2 separate regions of the Homo sapiens genome follow, and region 1 is linked to region 2. The links are chromatin contacts, found by Hi-C or POLR2A ChIA-PET in ENCODE. All regions are on one chromosome and are shown on one strand. Each heading gives the region's core, a stretch centred on a gene start or an enhancer-like site at or near the end of the contact. The rest is flanking DNA. Distances are from core to core; before and after follow the strand shown.

Region 1 (6,726 bases), core at 754-3,253, 290 kb after region 2:
TCCCTTCCAAAGTCTTGTGTAAGTCTTACATTCCTATATTTAGTCCCTTCCTCCTCGACATACCTAAAGTGGGGTATGTCTTTTTTTTTTTTTTTTTCAGTTGGAGTCTTGCTCTGTTGCCAGGCTAGAGTGCAGTGGTGCTATCTCGGCTCACTGCAACCTCCACTTCCTGGGTTCAAGCGATTCCCCTGCCTCAGCCTCCTGAGTAGCTGAGACTAGTGGCGCACGTCACCACACCCAGTTAATTTTTTGTATTTTAGTAGAGATGGGGTTTCACCATGTTGGCCAGGATGGACTCGATCTGCTAACCTCGTGATCCACCCGCCTCGGCCTCCCAAAGTGCTGGGATTCCAGGTGTGAGCCACCACGCCTGGCCTAAAGTGGGTATGTCTTATTTATTTATTTATTTATTTTTGAGATATGGTCTCACTCTGTTGTCCAGGCTGGAGTGCAGTGGCATGAACATGGCTCACTGCAGCATCGACCTCCTGTGCTCAAACAATCCTCCCACCTCAGCCTCCTGAGTAGCTGGGACCACAGGTGCAGGCCACCATGCCCCACTAATTTTTTGTATTATTTGTAGAGATGGGGTTTCGCTGTGTTGCCCAGGTTGGTCTCACACTCCTGGGTTCAAGCGATCCACCTGCCTCGGCCTCCTAAAGTGCTAGGATTACAGATGTGAGTCACCATGCTTGTCATAAAGTGCCTATTTCTGATTTTCTACCCAAACCTTGACTAAGTTAATAAGAAAAGCACTAAATAAGAAATACAGGGTAACTAGAACATAGCTACAGCTATAAGCAGAATTATGGGTTCTGTGAGAGCACGTAATGGAATTCTTACCTATTCTGGGAAATAGGGTAAAGTTTCCCTGAGGAAGTGAAAACTGATATTAGATCTGAAAGAATATGAGGAAGCTCTTGCAAAAGACTAGAGCTTCCAGGACAGAGGCAATGTAAGAAGTATGAGGAAAGGTATCCAAATAACCCTTTGGCAGGAAGAACGTCGGTGCTACAAAGAGAAAAATGTGAATGGGACTGAAACTCAGAAAGCAATGTGCCAGAGAAAGCTGGAGTTGGACAGAGAAGCTGTCCCATACAGGACCTTCCAAGCTGTGGGAGGGATTATGGTCTTTCTCCCATAAGCGATTGGGGGCCCACCACTCTGTTTTTCTCTCTGTTGGTCATACAAAACTTCATCACAGATGTTATAAGAGATGGGGCTTGACTAATAGGTGGAAGAGCCATGAGAGAGGAGAGTACTACAAAAAATGGACGAGATATAAATTGTATACCAATCAGTTTAGCAGGATCAGAGTGGAGATTCATTTAAAGACAAAGCACAAAGGACCTAACATTGACAGGAGTTTGGACTTTATTTTGTTAATGAAAAGTTATCCAGGCAACCAAAAAGGACACTTTTCTGGAGACTTTTTTCTGTGGTAGAACTTAAACTGAAACATCAAACTTGAATTAAGACTGAGAAATACTGTTGGTGTTTGTTAATGATTGTGTTTTGTGGTTCTTGAAGTGAGACAAAGGCTTAAAAGTACAGGAAATTGGTGGCTTTGGTAAAGTAAAAACTGAATTGTTTCATATTAAAAGAGGCCATTGCAAGGTTTGTCTTTATGCTATTGCTGTAGCAATAGAGGAACTAGATCATGGCACTTTTGAAGAGTAGATGAGAAAATGCCAGGTCTCCTCAGCTGTGCCTGCAGGTACCCAGGTCTGGCAATCTTAGGAAAAAGGCAAAGGAAAGAGGGTTCAGTGGAATTTGACACCAGGCCTTCAGGAGACATGAAAGAATCATTTAAACATGAGTTTAAAAGTACTATTTATTGTCCGAGAAAGAATAACATCACGTATACATTTATAATGGCTAGGTAAGAAAAAAAGGAAGTATTATTCTAGCAGAGTTGGCAAATGTTGCAGGTTAGCTTCCCCAAAAAGAGACCCGGAAATGGAGATTAGCATGCAGGCAGTGTGTTGGGTAGTGTTCCTGAGAACTACACACATGCCAGTTGAGGGAAGCAGGATTGAGCAGAAGGAGTTTAACCACCAGGCAGTTCTAACAAGTCTCGGGTGCCTCTTCAGGGTTGCCTCCATTGAGGCAGAGGCCAGGCCTTTGTATCGCTCCATGAACCGGTCATTGGCTGCAGCCTACCCAGAGGCAAAGGACAGAACCTTAAATGAGGAAGCTTCCACCAACCATGGGTGATATCTGGAGGGGCATTCAGCTAAGTGCTGTCAGTAGTCAACAATTCTGGCAGCTGGATGATGGGTGCATGGCCTTAAAGAAAGTTGTGTGTCTAACGCTATAGCGTTCACTACAGTTCACTCCTGTGTGTCTCTGGATCTTTTACTTCATATAATGTAGTGAATTCACCCTGTCTGGAGGCAGCTCCTACAAGATTATGGTTGGTCTCTACCACCAGGGAAACATACAAGAGGAAGATTAACAGTACAAACTACAAACTCCGGTGCTGTGGCTAATTTCAAGGATATTTATCATTTTAAGTTTGCTTCACCCTTAACTAGCTCCTCTGCTTGTCTTGATGGCTCACGTGGTTGAGTGATGCAGACCTTCGTCCAAGAGGAGTGAGAGCTCCTAATCCCCATGTATTTCTCAAGCACAGCTGCTATACTTGACTATTACCTGTTAATAGTGGACACCAACAGATACGCCAGTGCATCACTTTGATGCCAAATGAATCCTTCCCTGCCCACATTGTATACCATCAGCCTTGTCTCCCCCTGAAGATCAGGATCAATTATACCTGCAAGGATGTTGACATTGTTCTTTTCCCACCAAGCTCTAGGTATAAAGAGACTAAGGTAACCAGAGGTCAACTTTGACTTAATGTTTAATGGGACTCTCACTTTGTCCTTTGGTGGGAGGGAGTGTTCCTAAATCTCTAAAGCTAAAAGAGCCTAGAGTTAAAGGTACAGAATACAAACTTCCAAGTAAGTCACTCAGCTTGATGATCATTGAGGCCACTCTTACTTTCACCCCTTGGTTCCTGTTGCAATGTATTTACATATGGGGAGCACAACACAATATAATGAATATCAATGTGTTAAGTGTCTCATCATGAAAGATAGTGCCCTATTATCCAAGTTGGTGCCTCATCTTTACATCCAAACTGGTGCTGCATCTGTACTTTTAATAAGCTACTCTATCACTCCATCATCTGATGGTTTCTGGGTAGTATAGAAAGTAAGAGGACAAGTGAATCCCGTGACCATGAGCTTGCTGATGAACTTCCTTTGCTTTAAAATAGTTCCTTTGGTTTTATTTACTGTTACATGGGATCTGTATTGGTGGATCAAAACTCTATAAACCTTTGGAGAATGGTACTGGTTAAAGCCCTTCAAGCAGAAAAGGTAACCCATACCCAGAATAACTGTTGATTCCAATCAACATAAATCACTGGTTATTCTAGCATAGATGAAATCCAATGTACTGAACTTGCAACCACCTGTCAGTGGCTGTCACCCCAGCCATTTGGCAGTGGCTAAGAACAGAAGCTGTGTAAACATCGATTAGCTGTATAATTCTGTCCACTCGGTTTCGGTGGATATTCTCTAGTTTTAATATGCAATATGCTTTCTCTGATAATTCTACCCACATATATCTTCCCCAAATCTCCTTGTCTGCAATCTTACAATTTTTTTTTTCATTCCAGGGCCCCAAGCAAAGATCCAAGCCACTGGTCATTATCCATGAATCCATGCATATATGTCTACTTATATTTTCCTGCAAAGTGCATGACCAGAGGCACTGCCCAAAACTTTACTGAGTGCTATAATTTCTTCTTCTAGCCACTGTCTTTCAAGGCCACCACTAAGTGGGCCTGCAGTAGAATAGCAGTCTATTGTCAACGTGCACCCATGTGCTGAACTAACCAATTTATGAACTTTGCATGGCCCTCTGCCTCCTGTGTCAGCTGGCCATAAAAGACTTCTCTCATTTACTATAGCTGTTTGATGAGAGAAGGGTACTGGTGCAGCAGTAGTGGATGGCACAGACTTCTGAACTATTCGATTGTGCAGTTGACTTCACTACTGTTGCTTGCTCCAAGTGATACCAATTCCATTTTACAATGGATTGATTACTGCTAGGTCTGATTGACCCTATGACTTGGTGGGTCTGAGATAACCCAACTCAAGGTGGGTAGTTCTGTCACTGTGCATCCAGGTTCAGATGCTCCATTTCTACCAGGACCCAGTCAAAAACCAACATCTATTTTTAGAATGATGCTCAATCATCTAAACATCAGACAATATGGAGATGTTTAGAACCCATACTGTTGCTCCAGAACCCATACTGTTACTCTTCTATTTGGTGGTACCCTAAATGCCATATGGCATCTTTCCCAACACAGATAACTTTAACATAAGAAGGTCTGCCAGATCGAAGGGCCCAAGCAGCAGGAATGCTTGTATGCACGGCAGCTCGGAACTGTTGCAGTGCCCTTTCCTGCTCTGGACCCCGTTTAAAGTCAGTAACCTTCCTTATCAGTAAATGGGATGATATAGTTTTCCCAAGTATGGCATATATACTGCCTCCAGAATTGGGAGAGTTCTGCTAGGCATTACACATCCTTCTACTTTAGCGGCTCAAAATGCAATTCTTAGTTCTCTAATTTGGACAGTTCTTTGTTCTTTATATTTGTATGTCTCAGTCTGACCCACCGCTACACTCTTTTTTTTTCCTTCAAAATGATGGTCATGACAGGATTCCAACCAGTCCCTGTCTCTTTTTTTTTTTTTTTTATGAGACAGAGTCTGGCTCCGTTGCCAGGCTGGAGTGCCGTGGTGCAGTCTTGGCTCACTGCAACCTCCACCTCCCCAGTTCAAGTGATTCTCCTGCCTCAGCCTCCCAAGTAGCTGGGAATACAGGCATCTGCCACCACGCCTAGCTAATTTTTGTATTTTTAGTAGAGACAGGGTTTCACCATGTTGGCCAGGATGGTCTCGATCTCTTGACCTCGTGATCCACCCTCCTTGGCCTCTCAAATTGCTGGGATTACAGGTGGGAGCCACTGCACCCGGCCTGCCTCTTAAACTCTTAAAATCTTTACTGATGTGGCATGTCACTGATTCTTTGTAGAGTTTCTCTGCTGCCATCAGAAGTGATTGTTTCTTACCAAAGCCTACGATGTATTTGCCATTTCTTGTTCATCAGGTCTAATTAGCAGTTTTTCATTGAATTGAAAGAATTCTTTTTTTTTTTGGAAATGTCCAAATGTGCAGGTTGCTTCCAGCTATATTACAACAGAGTGTCAGAAATACTGCAGCTCCAGGGCAAGATCACAAATAGATGCTATTGCTTATCTCATGTGAATGTGAACTACTTTAGGTCCTCTTCCCTGATAGAAATGAAAATAACAAATTTGCTAGGTCAATGGCTATATACCATGTTCCCAAGTCCATGTTAATTTGTGCTAGTAAAGATAATATATCTGAAATGCCAATTTTAATTGGAGTTGCTGCTTAATTGAGTTTGCAGTAACCACCGTTACCAAGAGGATGTATCTGGTTTCTCTAGGTGCCAGATTGGTAAATGAAATGGAGATATGTTAAGGTGCATTTTCTAGGTGTCTAAAGGTAACATTACTGTATGCCATTTCCCCAAATTGCAATTTTAAACATTTTAATGAGATATAATTAACATATCATACTATTCACCTATTTAAACTGCATAACTCAATGTGTTTTAGTACACTCATTGAGTTGGGCAATATTAGTCTTGACTTACTCTCTTGTGAGGAAGTTTCAGAGAAATCCCCTTGATTTCCCCCCACTACACATAGTTCTCATCTCACAGATCAAGAAACCAATGTGGAGCTTTTCCAGCCACCAAGATATCCATTGAATCGGACATTTGGAGACTAGAGAAATGACTACAGGATGTGTCCATGGAATAAGTGATCTCACTGTGAGTTGGATCTGGGACAGGACTACACTTAACATCTTACTCCCATACCCATCACTCTAATGAGGGTAGGGAATGTGGATACTTCCTACAGTCCTCTAATATTTTGAGTATTCTCGTTTTTCTGATGTACAGGTACTTGAGCAAATGGTAGTGGTTCCTTTTGGAGAGGGACCGGGGAAACTATTATCTGTATACCTGCCATGGTGCTGCAGGTTCCTTTCTCATGGTCAATCAGCCTCTCCTTCAGTCAGTGATTTCAGATCTAAGAACTAGCTTAGGTCTGGAAACTGAGTAGAGAATTGTGACTTGTTTTCAGGGTAGACTATGAACTCTAACATGGTATTTTTTAGCTCTTTAATTCTTTCCTTCACCATTCATTCTGGCAGTTTCCACTTCACTTAGTATGAGTCATCACTTTTTCCAAGCATCCTAGGGCCAGTCTAGCAGTATAAGAGTACCATCTTCCAGGGTTCCTGCCAGTGTATTAAATCTTATGTCGGAGAGTGATCCCATATGATAAACATGTCCTTGCCTAGTTTCGCATTCCATCCCTCTTGTTATAGTGCTCTCAAGATTCAGGTTCATATGTAATCTCCCAACTACAACCCATACATGTTGCCTAGGTCCTTTGATAGCTTTGGTATATAATGACTTTCTTCCCTTAGAAGGCCCTGCACTTTCCTGGCCTGGTTATGGCTAGGGATTATGGATTGGGTTATAACCCAATCCCAGTTATTTTTCTAGCAGTCAGTAGAGAAAGTGGTGCTATATCTTGAGTAGAGAAAC
Region 2 (6,584 bases), core at 1,100-3,599:
TGGAGTGCGGTGGTGTCATCCTACCTCACTGCAGCCTTGAACTCCTGGGTTCAAGCAATTCTCCCACCTTAGTCTCTTAGTCTGTGAAGTAGCTGATACTATAGGCATGTGTCACCACACCCAGCTAATCTTTTTCTTTTCTTTTCTTTTCTTTTTTTTTTTTTTTTTTTTTTTTTAGCGACAGGCTCTCACTGTGTTCCCTAGGCTGGTCTTGAACTTCTGGGCTCAAGTACTCCTCCTGCCTCAGCCTCCCAAAGTGTTAGGATTATAGGTGTGAGTTACCGCACCCAGCCACAGCACACATTAAAAGAAAGGCCATATCAAGCTTTGCTATTGACTATAACTACAAAACTGTAAAATGAGCTTATATTTAAATCTAGAAACTTTTTTTTTCTTAACATTCTTGGATATAAAACTATTGAGTGCTGTACTCCTGACCTCACCCTCATGGTATTTAAGGCCTTCCATGCCTATGTCTCTAATCTCATCTCTTCCCTTTTGAGCCTTTGTAGCCATAGAGATTATATTTATTTAGTTTTCCAAACATGCCATCCCAATCTTTTTCATTGTATTTGTTCCTTTGGCCTGGAACATCAATAATCTGTTGGTTGACACTCATCCTTGAAAATTCAGCTGTTTAAAACTCAGATTATCTTACTAATGTGTTCAGTGGTTCACATACTGCTTGGCACATAGTAGGTGCTCCATGTATGTTAAGTAAACAACAAAAATGGAAAAAATCAATATGCGAAAGTTTACCTTTAAAGAGATTTTCTATGTCTGCCTATATATTGCCTATTCAGGATATATAACAATACTTGGTAATAACTGCTTAAAAAATTTAAGCTGCTTAACCTCTGTAACGTAATTTTTCTTCAAATTTTATATTTTGATTTGTTTACCTGTACAAGAGTTAGGAAATTACTTACATTATAAGGTTAAATTTTTAATTCTTACTGAACAAAAATTAGATTTACTTTTGCATATATTTAGCTATTCCCCTCCACTGTAGAAATTCCTTGAAAACTATTGTTGTAAATATTTTCTGTTTCTTTTTGACAGGTAATATTTGAAGCTGAAGTCTCAGGAGGGAGAAGTGGTTATATTGCCATTGATGACATCCAAGTACTGAGTTATCCTTGTGGTAGGTTGTGATTAAGAATTGTATTTTTCTATGTCCTTTCCACACTTGCCTTATATTGGCAGTGACTATTGATTGTTTATCACTTGGTTTTTGCTGTCTCTCTTGTTATTGTTAGTCCTAGCCTTCTATTGAGTTTTAAAAGGAAACTGATATCTTTCTAGAGTTTTTGAATCAAATATTTTTCAAACTTGTAACTAATTGTATACCTATTAGGAGATTCTTTTAAATTATTTCATTACTGAGAACAAAATATACATGCAAAGGCAGCTGTTAGTAGGACTTGTTCATTTTTTTGGCATCATTAAATTGTCTAGAAAAACAGAGAAGAATAGCAAATCAGAGTTCAACAGAAAGGAAAATATAAAGAAGCCTCATGAAGTTATTTGATCTGAGTTGAGGGCTGGGGTGAAATGAAGAGAAATAATTAGTTCACCTTATTCCAAATTTAGGACTACTTTTTTTCTCCTCTGTCATAATAAATGTCTGGCTAACTCATGAGGTCAGGAGTTTGAGACCAGTCTGGCCAAAATGGTGAAACCCTATCTCTACTTACAAAAAAAAAAAAAAAAAAATTAGCCAGGCGTGGTGGTGCACACCTGTAATCCCAGCTACTCAGGAGGCTGAGGCAGGACAATCACTTGAACCTGGGAGGTGGAGGTTGCACTGAGCTGAGATTGCACCACTGCACTCCAGCCTGGGCAACCACAGCAAGACTCCGTCTCAAAAAAAAAAAAAAAAAGAAAGCAAACAAAACAAGAAACTCGGTTTATTAATACACAGTTTTGTTATGCCCTTAGAGGCACATTGATTGGTTTTCAGATGGTGTACCTAAATTTGTGTTTACATCACAGTCCATGAAAAACAATTACTGCATGCATTCAGTAGAGCCAGGCAAAAAACAGCTGGCATAAATTCAGACTTTGCCTATATTTCCCAAAAGCAGCATTTTATAGGGCCCGTGAATTCTGGGTTATCTGTTCAGCAATCCTCCCTGAGAAGCATCTATAACACATTGTAAGCAGCAGGCTGGGGCCTCTTGTGAGGGCCAAGACCTGTGCTCCTGCTGAGTGGTTGTCAAACTCTAGTGTGCTTCGGAATCACCTACAGCTGTGGTAAATCACAGATTGCTTGGCTCTTCCCCTGGTTCTGATTGAATAGGTCTGGGGTGGGGCCTGACAATTTGCATTTCTGATTCCAGTGCAGCTGATGTTGCTGGTCTAGAGTTCGTAAATTGAGAACTGCTGCTTTAGTTCATGTTCTAACTCAAGAATTCCTTATTTTAAATCTCTTCCTGAGAGGTAAGTCACTAGAGAAAGATGTAGCCAGTAAGGGTCAGATTATATATACCACGTGGTGGTTGGTAAATTCTAAGAAAAGAGAGAACAAAATCATCTCATTTAAAGTTCAAGCTGCCTTACTAAGTTCTTTCAATCTGTAGTTTAAGAGAGCTGTGTTTTTATCTACTGTTTATTTTTCACTTCTTGAATGATAGGTGTTAAGGAAAGGCTTTCATAAGTGCACAGAAAATGGTGGATTGAGCACAACAGCAGTTTTAGGGTGATACGGCCCTCCATGAACTTTTCTTTTTACTCATGAGCCTTAGCTTTTGCTGTTTATATAAATTTCCTTTCAATGGGAAACATGGATGAGGCTTCAGTTTTAAAAGGTAGTTTCAGAGGATACTTGTCAGTCATAAATCTTACTTATATTTTGACTGCAGTCATTATTTTTGTTAGTCTAATATGGGTATTTATTTTGGATTACTATACTATGGTTATAATGGAATAGAAAAAAAGTTTACCAGTTTAGCTGGTGTTCTTTTTCTGAGAAGCAAAAATATTCCCTTGTTCTTTGAAGTGCTGTAGAGGGTTATAACTATTGATGTTTTTTTTAAAAAAAGATCTAACTGCTTAAAATGTAGCCTAATAAGTTCAATGGCCGTGTCACTGCCAGTAGTTTAGAAATCATTATATGTTTTCATTATATCTTTATATTAGGTTCTGATTTCATGTCAATTTAATCTCTTTTGGTTGCTTTGACTTGTAAGTTTGTAACTGTTTTATTATCATCCATATACAACATGCTATGGCAGCAGTTCAGCAGCAATTGTTGAGTGCTCACTCTGTAGAGAACAATACTCCAGCAATTATGGAACAGTAAGTAATAGAGCTATTGAGAAAAAGAGAACTATGAGAGTCACAGAGGAAATGGTGTCTTCCGGCACAAAAAAAGCCCCTCAGTTTTCTTCTTTCTGATGTTAGTCTTGGCCAAAGGTAAAAACACTAATGATAATATTCAGCTGGAGAAAAGTAACATGGCATATTTTCTTCATGTGAAAACAAATACATTTTTTTTTCCCTTCCTTCACAGATAAATCTCCTCATTTCCTCCGTCTAGGGGATGTAGAGGTGAATGCAGGGCAAAACGCTACATTTCAGTGCATTGCCACAGGGAGAGATGCTGTGCATAACAAGTTATGGCTCCAGGTAAGGCCAAGTTGGCAGCTGAGCTAAAGAGTATACTTTATGTTTTAAAAACATTGCAACAGGACTGTTTGTTGTCTCATCCTTTTGAGTGTGTGTGTGTGTGCGTGTGCACACGCATGTAGTGGGACAGGCTGTCTGCGTGAGTTTAATTACAGATTCATGTTAGAGATTTCCTTTTCTGAAATAAAACACATGAGCAAATAATTAATAAGTATTTTTGTTAGGATCTGGTGAAACACAATTCTCTCTGTTATATTCAAACTGCAAAAAATTCTGTAGATCCATTTGAAATATGAATAAGAATGATATTTTTTCTTATTTAATAATATTTTTAAAACTGAATTTACAAGAGTTAAGTAGGAGCTGTCATACTCTGATAAATTCTTTAAAGTATTTTAAGAAACCCTTGGGAATATTTCAGGAAGTATGAATTGGAAGAGAGCCAATTAAATTTTTGAGTTTGAGGGTTAATCACAGATCTGAGGTGAAGACATTTGCCTTTCACATATTACTTCCTTAATACATTTGTATTTAATTATGATTTAACATACATGTTGGGGAACTGTAAATGGTGCATATAAACAGATTTAAAAGAATCTGAGATAAAACTATAGACTAAGAAATATGCCTTGCCTTCAGAGAATTTATAGAAAGTCTATCTGTCAGTGCTAGGGTGCTAGGGGCTGGGAGGAGCTGAGAGCAGCTCTAAAGCCAGGAAGCTGGACCTAAAACAGATGGCTATTGAGCGAAGTATTTGAAGCTAGATGATGTGTAAGTAATAATATTCTCTGAGCACCTCTATTATTATTTTTTAGGTTCTCTGCATCAGAATGAGGAAAGAGATTTAATAAGTTGTGAATTTTAAATTCATGAGAATGCCAATAGAGACCAAAAAAAAAAAAAAAAAAACAAGATGAGTTTAATTTCTTCAACATAGGCATCATGATTTTTTTTTTACTACATCCTTTAGATAGGTGAAAGTAGTGTTGGGGATAACTATTAGTTTGCAGGTGGTTGTAATAAAGGTTATAATAAATGAATATTGAAATAATACCTTGTATAATGACTGATATGCTGGGTGTTATATTTGTGTTATTTCATCAAGTTCTTCCAGCATTCCAATTGGAGGTTACAACAGGTGTACTTCATATTAATCTAATTATTACTACTTTTATAGCTTATTTGATTTTCAAGTGTCAGGATACCATATTTTGTGTCCAAATATGAAAAGGAGATGAGGGTCCCTTTTTTCTGTGATTATGGTAATTTCTCCTACAGAGATTGAAAAATAGGATAATTTTTCCTGGAAAGCATGTTGTATAATGTGCAACCTGTTTTATCAAATAAATGTCAAGTCAGTTTTCTTATTTCTCTTCCTATGCCTAAATAATAGTTTAAAAATGATTTTAGATATATGTTCTAATCGTTTTGCTAGTGATTTTTTCATTTAGATGGGAACATTAGCTGGCATTTGGCTTTAGTTGTGAGCTATATAGTCTTTTCTTGGAGATCTAGAGGCTCTGTAGGTCTGCCCTTGGTTTTATGCCTCAGGATTTAATGTGACATTGAAATAAAAAGGGTTTTGTATCCTCAGTCACCAGCTGCCTTGTGGCAACAAAGACTTTCTGGACCCTGCTGGTCTGAGTGGGTGGTAGTCCCAATACTGCTCATTTTTTTTTTTTGTTTGCTTTCTATTTTGTAGATAGTCCATTTCATGATGGTTTTAAAAAATGTTCCTCCTGCCATTTTTGTAGCAAAGATGAGAGGTAAAATATTCTATGAAACTTCTATGTTGCTTTCTCCCCTACCTCACCTCTTTTTTTTTTCTTTTCTTTTTTTTTTTTTTTTTGGCGTTTGCTACAGAATGGTGAATTTATGTATTTCTCTTCCACTTTGACATGGACATTGCCTCATTCTTCAGTAGTGTGCATATTCACCTTAATTTATTCAAAAGCTATTTTACCTTTTTCAATAACACCACATCAATTACCTTAACTTATTCACTTACATCAGTCTTCCCCATCTACAAGAAATATTGAAATCTATTAATTACTAAGGGTGTTTTCAAATTAAAATAAAAACTTTTATTATGAAATTATTTAAAAATGAACCAGATAAGATTGATCATTATCTATATATCAATCAATTAGAAGGTGGCAGTGACTTAAAAAACTTGCTCAACTTTTGCCAAAAGTAAAAAAAAACATAATAAAGCAGGAAGAATTCTGGTTCCAAAGTGAATCTACCAGCTAACTCATGCAAACAGATGTCAGATTATTTTCATTTCACGTAGAATAACAGCCTAGAGTTCAAGAAGCTCAGTTCTGAATTCTAACTTTTACTCTAACCCTCCTAAACCTTTTAACCCAGTTAATTGCAGTGGCCTTAGAGATTTCATTTATGTGTTCTGGGCCTCAATTTGCTTATTTATAAAAGGAGATTCTGAATAGACACTAAAATCCCTTCCAGCTGTAAGATGCTAAACTAGGTCTTTACGTTATTTTTGGTGGCTTGAAACATGGCCTTGATAACCTTTTTGTGTGGAAGATGAAAAAGTCTTGTAATTCGTTTTGCATGGGGAAAAATGGTACCTTTAAGTATCATTGTGAGAACAAATGCTCAAAATATCTGCTGCTAGTACTGAGAATGAATGTACTTGAAGCACTCAATGAAAGGTCACTGCAGTCTATCCACAGAGGTAATGGAATAATACAACAGTTGTTATACCTGCCATGGTCAGGTAAAATACCAAATGGCAATCAACTTTATATGTCCTCCAAATAACTTACATTATGTAGTATTGAGCTTCAATTGGCAAAATGTTGTCTAAATATGGGCTAAAGTAACAAAGACTAGAAAAACAGCCAATTTTCTATTTCAAAGGAAAAATGATATACTATAACTCTGTGAAAGGTGTACAGAACACAATGCTTGATCATATTTGATATTTTAAA

Evidence for each region. Hi-C counts contacts between places; a loop is a spot of excess contacts on that map. ChIA-PET counts read pairs that join two places held with the same protein, here RNA polymerase II (POLR2A). Pooled maps may share reads with other maps.
Region 1: a loop to region 2 is called in a pooled map, with 2.9 times the contacts of the local background. The contact joins two enhancer-like sites. A Hi-C loop is called at or near these places in 7 of 37 single-sample maps with no recorded cell type and 8 of 50 pooled maps. POLR2A ChIA-PET finds 5 or more read pairs at or near these places in 2 of 52 experiments (BJ and naive thymus-derived CD8-positive, alpha-beta T cell).

What each region holds. Positions count from the first base shown.
Region 1 is chr6:127,946,213-127,952,938 of GRCh38, reverse strand. No RefSeq gene overlaps it. Among named protein-coding and RNA genes, the nearest start is that of THEMIS, 49 kb to the right of the region's middle. Within about 2 kb of position 2,003, at least 3 of the 41 ENCODE cell types and tissues checked have a DNase peak (open chromatin) inside an H3K27ac peak, as active enhancers do.
Region 2 is chr6:128,237,081-128,243,664 of GRCh38, reverse strand. It overlaps PTPRK (protein tyrosine phosphatase receptor type K), which reads left to right. Exons shown (of 30, transcript NM_002844.4): 4 at 1,063-1,144; 5 at 3,515-3,630. Among named protein-coding and RNA genes, the nearest start is that of PTPRK-AS1, 210 kb to the right of the region's middle. RefSeq lists a silencer at 3,207-3,501. Within about 2 kb of position 2,349, at least 2 of the 41 ENCODE cell types and tissues checked have a DNase peak (open chromatin) inside an H3K27ac peak, as active enhancers do.